2 separate regions of the Homo sapiens genome follow, and region 1 is linked to region 2. The links are chromatin contacts, found by Hi-C or POLR2A ChIA-PET in ENCODE. All regions are on one chromosome and are shown on one strand. The core of a region is the stretch at or near the end of the contact, and the rest is flanking DNA. Distances in the headings are between cores, read along the strand shown.

Evidence for each region. Hi-C counts contacts between places; a loop is a spot of excess contacts on that map. ChIA-PET counts read pairs that join two places held with the same protein, here RNA polymerase II (POLR2A). Pooled maps may share reads with other maps.
Region 1: a loop to region 2 is called in a pooled map, with 2.4 times the contacts of the local background. The contact joins the enhancer-like site here to the promoter of COMMD1 in region 2. A Hi-C loop is called at or near these places in 5 of 168 maps with a recorded cell type or tissue (HCT116, HepG2, K562 and 2 more) and 10 of 50 pooled maps. POLR2A ChIA-PET finds 5 or more read pairs at or near these places in 2 of 52 experiments (B cell and activated T-cell).

What each region holds. Positions count from the first base shown.
Region 1 is chr2:62,283,663-62,289,914 of GRCh38, reverse strand. No RefSeq gene overlaps it. Among named protein-coding and RNA genes, the nearest start is that of MIR5192, 81 kb to the right of the region's middle. RefSeq lists a silencer at 1,747-2,041. Within about 2 kb of position 1,839, at least 9 of the 41 ENCODE cell types and tissues checked have a DNase peak (open chromatin) inside an H3K27ac peak, as active enhancers do.
Region 2 is chr2:61,903,492-61,909,545 of GRCh38, reverse strand. It overlaps COMMD1 (copper metabolism domain containing 1), which reads right to left and starts at 3,872. Exons shown (of 3, transcript NM_152516.4): 1 at 3,688-3,872. The coding sequence starts at 3,867. RefSeq lists an enhancer at 3,621-3,810.

The sequences.
Region 1 (6,252 bases), core at 590-3,089, 380 kb before region 2:
TTGTTGCCTATAGCTGGGGGGTGGTTGAGGGATGGGTGACTAAAGGGTACAGGGTTTCTTTTTGAAGTGATGAAAATGTTCTAAAATTGATTATGAAGATGAACAGGCAACCTTTGTGACTGTACTAAAAAACACTGAATTGTGTACTTTAGATGGGTGAATTGTAAATTATATGTCAATAAAGCTGTTAGAAGAAAAACCAATGATTTTTGCAGATTTTGACCCACAAGATGATCTGCCATTTGCTATATTACATGTGGATATATATGATGTCTCTGTGTCCACTCAGTTGGAAAAGGCCTCCGAGGCCCATTTGGGATCTCACCTGCCTACTCCAGCTGTGAGCATGGAAGGGAAATGAGCTATTTGGGTTGTCAAGAATGTGACAGGAAGGGATCAGCAGAGGCTCTAGGTGGAGGCAGGATGAAAACGTGGAAGCCTTGCACCACACGTTGCACCACAGCCCAGACTCAGGCTCCCAGAGCTCTAGGCTCTCACTGGGCTGGTGGTGAAATGGTGGTGCTGTGAGGTCTCCATTTCCATTGAGAAGTCAATAGAAGATCTCTCAAAGCTGTACCTCCTCCTCTCTCGGGAGGGTTCCAGGGCCCCTGGACAGTCTCCCTAGACATAAGTGTGCCTTAAGATATTTGTGCCCTTTGCTATGTGGGCCTGGGATGGCCACAGCTCTTGGGCTGGTAAGCTCAGGCCTCTAGCAACCTATCCAGGGCTTCGAATTTCCTACAGTGAGCCATGTAATGCTGAGAGGTGAAAATGGTTGGCTGACATGGTTGCTTTGCCCAGTGGTTTTCAAAGGGTGGTCCCAGGACCAGCAATATCAGCATCACTTGGGAACTCTTCAGGAATACAAATGCTCAGGCCATCCCAGACCTATTGAATTGGAAACTCCACAGGTAGGACCCAGGAATCTGTGTTTTAACAAGCCATCCAGGGGAGTCTGATGGACATGAAAGTTTGAGAATCATGATATAGATCCTGAGGTCCCTGAAGCAGAGGGACACATGCTGGTTCTGGATTGCATCCCCAGCACTAGCGACGTCTGCTATAAGAGGCGGTCATGAAGATTTTGTTGAATAAGTGAATGAACGCATGGTTTAGCTTATTTGTGATGGACTGCTTCTCTCTAACCAGCTGCCAACGAGAATATTTGCAAGCTGATAAAAAGAGAAGGGTGTGAGTATATCTGATCGTTCACTCCAGCTTCTTGTTGGCTCTGTTTGATCTCTGAATTATTAAGCAGGACTCATGGCCCATTTCACGTTTTCTTTTTAGAGATGAGGCCCTGGCTCTTTGACAATTTTTTTTTTCTAACCTCCAGAAACAAAAGCACTTTCCATTTGATTTCAGAATCAAGTTCTCCCACTACATCATTCTGGCCCTGGAAGGAAAAGGAGGATGCAGCTAGAAGGATGTTTTTGCATTTTCAAGTTCAAATGTACTCAAATTATTAAACATCTGGCTCTCAGGAGAACCAAGAAACACAGGCCAAGCACTTCTTAGAAATCCTGGGGGATGGGCAGGTTATGCACAGCAAATAGTAGGCCCATTTCCCATTCAGAGTTAGCCAGTGGCCAGAGGCTGGGTGGAGCTTGGTGCCTTCTCTCCTTGGTTTTGGATTATGGGCTGACTTTCAGATTCTCTGAAACTGCCACCTCCCTCAAATTCCCCAAAGCCAGGATTTCTTTGGGCTCACACCTCCTGAAACTAGCTGCTCTGTCACCCAGTGTGGTGCCCTTTCTCCTGTAACCACATACATTTCAGCTGGTGAGAGACTGGCCCCAGACAGACTGGGCACAGTGCCAGGACACTGAGGCATCCTCTGTTTCAGGAGCTCCTGGCTCCCTGCCACCAGCCCCACCCCTCACGAGGTCACCACACTCAACTGACAGGCACTAATCACCCTCTGAGCCATCTCACCCACAATGGACATCCAACACCCTCTATCTTTTTAGAACCAGACCCCTGCAGCAGTCTAATAGAACAACCAGGCTAAGAAACTAATTGCCCCAGGCTGGGTACGGTCGCTCACACCTGTAATCCCAGCACTTTTGGGAGGCTGAGGTGGGCAGATTGCTTGAGCTCAGGAGTTCAAGACCAGCCTGGTCAACATGGCAAAGCTGGGCATGGTAGTATGTCCTGTAGTCCCAGCTACTTGGGGGACTGAGGTAGGAGGACCGCTTGAGCCCCAGAAGTTGAGGGTGCAGTGAGCTGAGATTGCACCACTGCCTGGGGGATAAAGTGAGGCCCAACAAAAAAAAGAAAAAGTAACTGCCCCTTGTTTTCTGGGCTGTAGGCGCATAATGAAAAAAATGAACTATACCTCTCCTCCTATTGGATAGCCAGGCCTCAAGTCCTGGGGCATGGGTTTCCCCTACCCAGAGAGGTGAAGGCTTTATTTTTAGGAAGTGAGTAAAGAGCTGGTGGGATGGCTTGGAAGGAGGCTAGAGAAGGAAGCAGCCAAAGTGGAGGGAAGGATGAGGTGCGTGAGCCATCGGCCTTCTGCAGGCCTCATGACTGGGGGATCTGCACCCTGGGAATGACACGTCCTGAAGGTCAGCGACTGTGGCACCAGAGGCAGAGGCCTGAGAACCTCTGCAAAGAAGTGTCCTAGCTTGGTTTGAAGGAGGAGGAGTCAGCCGGGCGCGGTGGCTCACGCCTGTAATCCCAGCACTTTGGGAGGCCAAGGTGGGCGGATCACGAGGTCAGGAGATCGAGACCATCCTGGCTAACACGGTGAAACCCCGTCTCTACTAAAAATACAAAAAAATTAGCTGGGCATGATGGCGGGCGCCTGTAGTCCCAGCTACTCGGGAGGCTGAGGCGGGAGAATGGCGTGAACCCGGAGGCGGAGCTTGCAGTGAGCTGAGATCGCGCCCCTGACCTCCAGCCTGGGCGACAGAGCGAGACTCCATCTCAAAAAAAATAAAAAATAAAAAGAAAGAGGAGGAGTCATGAGCATGGATGAGATCAGAAGGGCTGTGGACAAATTGCACGAGGAGAAGCAGCCAATGCTGGACCGAAGACGGGGCCTCTTCCCTCTTCCCTAAGACAGTGTAAGCCTGGGCGTCACATGCACACCTTGGGCTGGGTGGATGAAGTGGGGGAGGAGGGAGGAAATCCTAAACAATGACAGAGACTGATTTCCCACTAACCCTAGTGGGGGGAGCATATGAATTTGATTTGTCATTTCTCACACTTTGGGATTCTGAAGAATATTTCACCTCTCCAATAGACTGTAAACTCCTAGTGACAGGGGACAGGTCTTTCACTTTTTACAGAATACCCCTCCCTGGCACTTAACAGTGACAGGCACATCGTGGGCGATGGATTGACTGGGAGCGTATTATCATTTCTACATGGTAATTTTCTTCTCCTGATTCTCCTCCTCCTCTTCTACCGTTCATCTTCTTGCTATTTCTATCCCTACTCCTCTTCCTCCTCTACTTCTACTGCTTTTTAAATTAACTTTCTCAGGTATAATTTGCATACAATTGAATGTACCTTTTTACTGTGCAGTTCTATTAGTTTTTAGATGCTCACTCCATCACAGTCAAGTTGGAGAACATTTCCATCACCCCCTGATTTCCCTTGACTGCCTCCTCGCAGTTAATTCCTTCTCCCACCCCCAGCCTCTGGCAATTTCATGTCAATAGACTCACACAGCATATACTCTTCTGTGTATGGCTTTCTTTGCTTAGCATGATGTTTTTGAGAAGTATCTATGTTCTTGCATGCATCAGCGGTTTGTTCATTTTATTATTGAGTAGTAGCCCTTGTGTTGAAACTGCCTTTGCAAAGACTATGATAGTGAGAGAAATATAACACAGCTGACTCCATCTTGCTTTTAGCCTCGCAGGCTGGCATCTTTGCTCATTCCTATGCACAGGCCAAGCTAACCATGGGAGGAATTTAGCTTACAGTTTAACTTGGAAACAAAGACGATAATAGTCCCTCCCTAAAACTAACCTCTGCCCCCTTGCTCAGGGACCAAAACTAATGAAAGGCCATAAGATTAGGATTATGAGAGGAGACATGAACTCTGCTAAAATATAGGTGTAATCCCTTCCCTCCCCTTCCCCTTCCTCTTCCCCGCCTCCACCTCTCCCTTCCACTCCCCTTTCCTTCCTTTCTTTTCCTTTCTTTTTTGAAACCAGGTGTCACTCTGTCCCCCAGGCTGCAGTGCAGTGGTGCCATCACAACTCACTGCAGCCTCAACCTCCCAGACTCAAGTGATCCCCCTACCTCAGCCTCCTGAGTAGCTGGGACTACAGGTGTGCACTACCACACCCAGCTAATTTTTGTATTTTTTGTAGAGATGGCATCCCATCATGTTGCCGAGGTTGGTCTTAAACTCCTGTGCTCAAGCAATCCTCCCACCTCAGCCTCCCAGAGTGCTGGGACTACAGGCATGAGCTATTATGCCCAGCTGTAGGTATAGTCTCTATAACTCCTTACTGCTCAGGAGTCACATGGCCAGAAGTCACAAGATTTGTGATTTCTCCAATTGCTCCAACAGATAACATCACTATTGTAGAACCTAAGATTGGTCTTTTGAGATGTTTTTCAGACTTTTCCATTCTGGAACCCAACTGACCCCACCTGGACTTGTGACTCATGACTCAACTGGTCCGTGGCCCCCGACCCAGAGGCAGACTCTGTGCACAAGGACTGTTTTCCATACTCCTATGATTGCATCCTCAACCCAATCAGCAGCACTCGTTCCCTAGTCCCTCACCCACCAAACTATTCTTTAAAAACCCTAACTTCCAAGCCCTTGGGGAGACTGATTTGAGAGATAACACCAGTCCTTCCACTAGGTGGCCTTGTATTAATTAAATCCTTTCTCCACTACAATACAACGGTCTCAGTGATTTGGTTTTGTCTGTGCAGTGGGCAGGAAGAACCTGTCAGGCAATTACAGTATGACTATACCATAGTTTGTTTATTCATTCCTCTGTTGATAGACATTTGGGTCATTTTCAGATTGGGGCCACTATAAATAATGCCATGAACATTCATGCGTAAGTCTTTTCATGGGCGTATGTTTCATTTCTCTTGGATAAATACCTAGAAGTGCTAGGTTCCATTGTAAGTATATATTTAACTTAACTTTCTGAGAAACTGCCAAACTATTTTCCAAAGTGGTTATACATTTTACATTTCTACCAGCAATGTATGAGAATTCCAGTTGTTCCACATCCTTGCCAGCAAGATTGACAGTTGGTTCTGTCAATCTTTTAATCCTAGTCATTCTAGTGGTTAGGTAGTGGTATTGTATTGTGGTTTTAATGTGCTTTCCTCTGATAAATAATGATGTTGAGTACCTTTTAGTATGTTTATTGATATATTTTCTTTTTTTTTTTTTTTTTGAGATGGAGTTTCACTCTTGTTACCCAGGCTGGAGTGCAGTTGCACAATCTCGGCTCACTGCAACCTCTGCCTCCAAGGCTCAAGCGATTCTCTTGCCTCAGCCTCCCGAGTAGCTGGAATTACAGGCATGAGCCACCAGGCCCAGCTAATTTTTTGTATTTTTAGTAGAGACAGACTTTCACCATGCTGGGCAGGCTGGTCTCAAACTCCTGACCTCAGGTGATCCGGCCATCTCAGCCTTCCAAAGTGCTAGGATCACAGGCATCAGCCACCACACCCAGCCTTAGGTATTCATATATTTTCTTTTGTGAAGTCTGGTCAAATCTTTTGTGCACATACATACATATATACACACACATTTAAATGAAACAAGGTCTCATTACATTGCTGAGGCTGAACTTGAACTCCTGGGCTCAAGCAATCCTCCCAACTCAGCATCCCAAGTAGCTGGGACTATAGGCATGTACCACCACACCTGGCTCTATCCTGGTTCTTTTATTTGTTCTTACACAAGCAACTCTTGCTGTTGCATCCAAATAAGAAATGCAGAAAAGCAAAAGGAAAACAATCAAAATCCTACCAACTGGCAAAGGATTGTGACATTTCTCCAAAGAAGATAAATGACCAATAAGGATATGAAAAGATGCTCATTGTCAGTCATGAGGGAAATGCAAATCAAAATGACAGTGAGATGTCATGTTACATCATCCATTAACAGGGTTGCTATTATAAAAATACAGAAAATGGGCCAAGCACGGTGGTTCACGCCTGTAATCCCAGCACTTTGGGAGGCCAAGGCAGGCAGATCATGAGGTCAGGAGATCGAGACTATCCTCGCTAACACAGTGAAGCCCCGTCTCTACT
Region 2 (6,054 bases), core at 2,623-5,122:
CAAACTGGACTATTCACCATTTCCTGAACCTGCTTTTTTCCTACCCCACCCATGCTATGTTCTTAACTCAGAATCCTGTATACGGCTACCCTTCATCTCAGTCTAAAATATGCTATACTTTCTTCAAGGGCAGCAAAAATGGCATATCTAAGAAGCCTGCCAGAAAGAACTGATATCTCTTAATCTATCTTCAGGTGCTTACTCACAATTCTATTTACAAATACAATCACATCCTTGCATCATGCTTATTTGTGTATGTTCCCTCTTACTGCAGATAGAGGTTCTATCTGCAAAACCTTTCAGTGTAAAAATCATGTTTGTGCCAGGCGCGGTGGCTCATGCCTGTAATCAGCACTTTGGGAGGCCGAGGCGGGCAGATCATCTGAGGTCGGGAGCTCGGGACCAGCCTGACCAACGTGGAGAAACCCCATCGCTACTAAAAATACAAAATTAGCCTGGTGTGGTGGTGCATGCTTGTAATCCCAGCTACTCAGGAGGCTGAGGCAGGACAATTGCTTGAACCTGGGAGGCAGAGGTTGCGGAGAGCCGAGATTGCACCATTACTTACACTCCAGCCTGGGCAACAAGAGCGATACTCCGTCTCAAAAAATAATATTAAAACAAAAATAAATTAAAATCATGTTTGTTTTTTATGTTTCCATAAGAATTAGAGAAATTTGGCAGGGCTCAGTGGCTCACGCCTGTAATCCCAGCACTTTGGGAGGTGGAGGCAGGTGGCTCACGAGGTCAGGAGTTCAAGACCAGCCTGGCCAAGATGGTGAAACCCCGTCTCTACTGAAAAACAAAAAAACAAAAAAATTAGCCGGGCGTGGTGGCTGGTGCCTGTAATCCCAGCCACTCGGGAGGCTGAGGCAGAGAATTGTTTGAATCCGGGAGGCAGAGGTTGCAGTGAGCTGAGATCACGCCACTGCACTCTGGCCTGGGCAACAAAGCGAGACTCGTCTCAAAAAATAATAATTAGAGAAATTTAACCCTCAGTGTTGCTTTTAAGTTAAATAAAGGCTGGGTGCAGTGGCTCACGCCTGTAATCCCAGCACTTTGGGAGGCTGAGGCAGGCAGATCATGAGGTCAAGAGATCAAAACCATCCCGGCCAACATGGTGAAACCCCATCTCTCCAAAAATTACAAAAATTAGCTGGGCGCTGCAGTGCATGCCTGCAGTCCCAGCTACTCGGGAGGCTGAGGCAGGAGAATCACTTAAACCCGGGAGGTGGAGGTTGTAGTGAGCCGAGATGGCGCCACTGCACTCCAGTCTGGCAACAGAACGAGACTCCGTCTCAAAAAAAAAAAAAAAAAAGAGTTCAATAAAGATTGGAACTGAATGTCATCCTGAGCCCACGGTTTCAGCCCTATGTAAAACAATCAAAGGCATATCCCTTCGTTCCTCAGACTAATCAGTGTGCTGCCAGGCACCTGCAAATCTTCTGTTGCCTACTCCCAACACCAAGAGAGCCATGCCACTCCACAACACAGAGCCACTTGAAAACTTCAAGTATCCTGGATATTATTATTCAGCAATGTATTTAAAATAAAGTAAAGCCGGATGCAGTGGCTCACACCTGTAATCCCAGCACTTTGGGAGGCCAAGGTGGGCAGATCAGCTATCAGGAGTTCAAGACTAGCCTGGCCAACATGGTGAAACCCTGTCGCTACTAAAAATAAAAAAATTAGTCAGGCGTGGTGGTGGACACCTGTAATCTCAGCTACACAGGAGGCTGAGACAGGAGAATCACCTGAACCCGGGAGGCGGAGGTTGTAGAGAGCGGAGATCACACCATTGCACTCCAGCCTGGGCAACAAAAGCAAAATTCCATCTCAAAATAAAAATAAAATAAGAGAGTTTTCAGGCAAACTCTTCCCTGGGTATCCTGCTGTTTTATCTCCTAACAAAACAAATGAATCAAAATGTCGTCCACCTAGAGAGGAGAAGTAGCCCCCAATGTTTGGAGATTCTAAAGCATTACCTACACATGTGCTGTTGTCTCTTCTTAGCCTGCAGAAGAGATATAGGCCTCATCCCCATAGGAGACCAAACACCTCAAAAACCCAGATGTCAAATTTTCTAGGAAACTCTCTTGGACTGCTCAAAGAGTAAAATTTGATAGAAATAGGAAGCATTTGGCCGGGCCGGGTGGCTCACGCCTGTAATCCTGGCACTCCGGGAGGCCGAGGCAGGCGGATAACGAAGTCAGGAGATCAAAACCATCCTGGCCAACATAGTGAAACCCAGTCTCTACTAAAAATACAAAAATTAGCTGGGTGTGGTGGCGCATGCCTGTAACCCCAGCTACTCGGGAGGCTGAGGCAGGAGAATGGCTCGAACCCCAGGAGGTGGAGATTGCAGTGAGCCGAGATCGGGCCACTGCACTCCAGCCTGGCAACAAAGCAAAACTCGTCTCAAAAAAAGAAAAAACAAAAGAAATAGAAAGCATTCACTAGTGATTTATGACTGATATCAACTAAGATTACTTAGAATGTCTAGGATCACACCTGAGATATTACTCCTTACATTTCCATGAGACAATCCATTTACTGTGTGAAATATTTGTTTTCATTTGCTTTTTTTCTGGATTCAAATCCTGTAGGCAAAATCAGTTTAAAAAAATACAGAAGTGCCTTTTAAAGAATAAACAGCTTTGAAAAAATAGCAAATTCAAAAGGATAGTGGATTAAATTTCAACACTGACTTTAATCAAAATGAATTTTAGGCTGTTTAGATTCCCTGGACCTGTTTCTTAAATCTTTACCATGGGTGTCCACTATATAAGGTTTTTTTTTCAAGAAACAAATGAAACAACATGTAAAACATCTCAGTACGTTCCTAACACATAGGAGACCTATAAAAGTCAGTAATTTTTTTACAGTTTGTCTCTAGAGTACATTGACACTACATTCCTATAACTAGTTCTCGGTCTAAATAGAGTTGTCCAATATGATGGTTATTAGCCATATGTGACTACTGAGCACTTAAATTTGGCAAGTCCGAGATATGTGCTTTAAGTGTAAAATACTGGATTTCGAAGATTTAGTGAAAAAAGTAACAAAAAATCTTGTCAATATTCTGTATATTGATTACATGTGAAGTGATAATACTTTGGCTATTCTGGATTAAATAAGATATATTACTAAAATATTAATTTCACCTTTTTGGCTCACATATTTCTATTGGACGATCTAGTCTATACTTTGACTTCAAGCTGGTAATTATGCTCTTTTAACCACGCAGTGGACTGCTTGACAGATGTCACTCGGGCTAAGCCACCCCTTATCCAGCAGACACTGGCTCATTTTAACGCTCCCAACTTCCACAACCGGGGAAAGCTAGCGACCTAAAACTCTTAATTTTAAAAACACCAGATCCCACAGATCTGCTGAGGAAACGCGACTGTTACCAAGAGACAGAAATGTCTTGAAGGAAAAACCCCTGTGGGTGTCAGTCTACCGGGGGACTGGGAACTTCAGCAGAAAAAGTCCCCCTTAGGAAAGAGAGAAGGGGCGACAGAACGAGCAAATCTGAAGGAGCCCGATGTGGAGCCCACGGAGTGGAGGTCTGAGAGGGAAAAGCCTTTCGGCTTGTGAGGACAGGGGAAGGCAAGGGGGGGAGAGTCTGAAGCCAGCGGCCAAGGGGTTCTGCTCCAAGCCGGAGACTACAGAAAAGAGCAGTACCTTAAGAATCCCCCTCATCTTTGCCAGAAAGGGGCGGAACTCCTCGGGTGGCACCTCTGGATATAGCTGGCTCCGTAGCAGCTCCTCTGTGATGCCGGGGTACCCGTGGAAAGTGTCCTGGGCCAGCGCATTCAGCAGCCCGCTCAGGGGTTTGCCACCCTCAAGCTCGCCCGCCGCCATGCTCTGCGAAGGCCCCGCCCCGCAACAGCTGAGCCGTGCCCCGCCACGGCGGCCGAGATGTGCCTAAATAGCCTGTGCAAAACCACCACGGGGAACCTCGGGGAACCTGGAGGCAAGGCTTCCCCAGGGGTCAGAGTTGGCAGCTTACAGCTTTGCTCTGCAACACCCATCCCCTTAGGATACCTCCACGGAAATATCCGTTTGGTTCCAGTAGGGTCACTTTGCTTCCCCTGATCCCCTTCATCACTGCAGAGCCTACTGGAAAGAAAGATTGCTCGCAGAGATTACTGGAGATGGGGTAGCAGCCTATAAGTTTGGCAGTTTAATTTTTAGATGGCTGTATCTCATTCCAGGACTTGCCAACCCATTAACTGAATAGGATCGATCACTCAGATTTAATCTCTGCCTAATCCTTACCTGTCATCCTTTTTTTCAGGAAGTTTAACTATCTCCTGATTACATAATGTTTTTCTTTGGGTTGTTAATTGCCTTTTTATATACACTTGTCTTTCCAGCTAGATCAGTGGCTCTGATCCAATGTTCTTTTATATGACAAATATTTTAACACCTTATTTACTATCCTGAAATGAAATGCATAGCTAATATAACTTCCCACCCATATAATTTTTTAAAATCAATATATTATTCAGCCATAAAATGGAATAAAGTACTGATACATGCTACAACGTGAATGAGACTTAAAAACAGGATTAGTAAAAGAAGCCAGATATAAAAGGCCAAATATTGGACATCCATTTATATGAAATGTCCAGGATAGACAAATCCATGGAGACTGAAAGTAATGTAATAGTTGGCAGAATCTGGAGAAGGGGACGAATGGGTAGTGACTGTTTATAGGTACAGAGTTTCTTTGGGGCATGATGAAAACATTCCGGAAGTGGAAGCACAACCTTGTTAATATACTAAAACCCACTGAATTGTACACTTTAAAAGATTAGTTTCACAGTATGTGAATATCTCAATTGAAAAATCAATTTAATGACCTAATTGTAATTTATCATAAAATGAAAAGGAATTTATAATATAATATGTGTGTTTGGGTACACCTATACTAGTTGACTAAAAGACATACAAAGTAGCCAGATGTCTGCATCTTTACATCTTTATGTAGAACCACCTGTGACTTCTACAAATGCAAATTGATACAGGTGTGTGGTATTGGTGACTCCAGAGGGAGGGCAGTTGCTTCTGGTAACATGATGTTCTGAAATGTTAAGAACTGATGTTCTGAAATGTGAACAACAGTTGGTAAAGTTTACAACAAAAAACACTCTTTCCTCACTCTACAGTCATTGCAAAGCTGGAATATTCTGTATATATTAATGCTAAACTAAAAATACATTGTGTTGCCGGGCACGGTGGCTCACGCCTCTAATCCCAGCACTTTGGAAGGCCGAGGCAGACGGATCACGAGGTCAGGAGATCAAGACCATCCTGGCTAACACGGTGAAACCCCATCTCTACTAAAAATACAAAAAAATTAGCCGGGCCTAGTGGCGGGCGCCTGTAGTCCCAGCTACTCGGGAGGCTGGGGCAGGAGAATGGCATGAACCTGGGAGGTGGAGCTTGCAGTGAGCCGAGATCACGCCACTGCACTCTGTCGCCTGGGTGAAAGAGGGAGACTCCGTCTCAAAAAAATAAAATAATAATAATAATACATTGTGTTTCTATATAAAATAGAGTTTGACTTTAGGCTTAGATAATAACAAACAGGTTTTTCACCTTTATGAACGTACCCTGCATGGGAAGATGTCTTATATATCTGACCTCTCTCCCACCTATTCCATTCCTACCCTTCCTTCAAAGTGACAACTGAGGTCGGGCATGGTGGCTCACGCCTGTAACCCCAGCACTTTGGGAGGCTGAGGTGGGTGGATCACCTGAGGTCAGGAGATCGAGACCAGCCTGGCCAACATGGTGAAACTGAAAATACAAAAATTAGCCAGGCATGGTAGCACATGTCTGTAGTCCCAGCTACTCGGGAGGCTGAGGCAGGAGAATTGCTTGAACTCAGGAAGCAGAGGCTGCAGTGAGCAGAGATGGTGCCACTGCACTCTAGCCTTGGGGACAAGAGCAAAACTTCATCTCAAAAAAAAAAAAAAGTGACAACTGAAATGCCCCTTTCAAGGCAGTGCCACATTGTTGAGAATCTACTCATCTAGACTA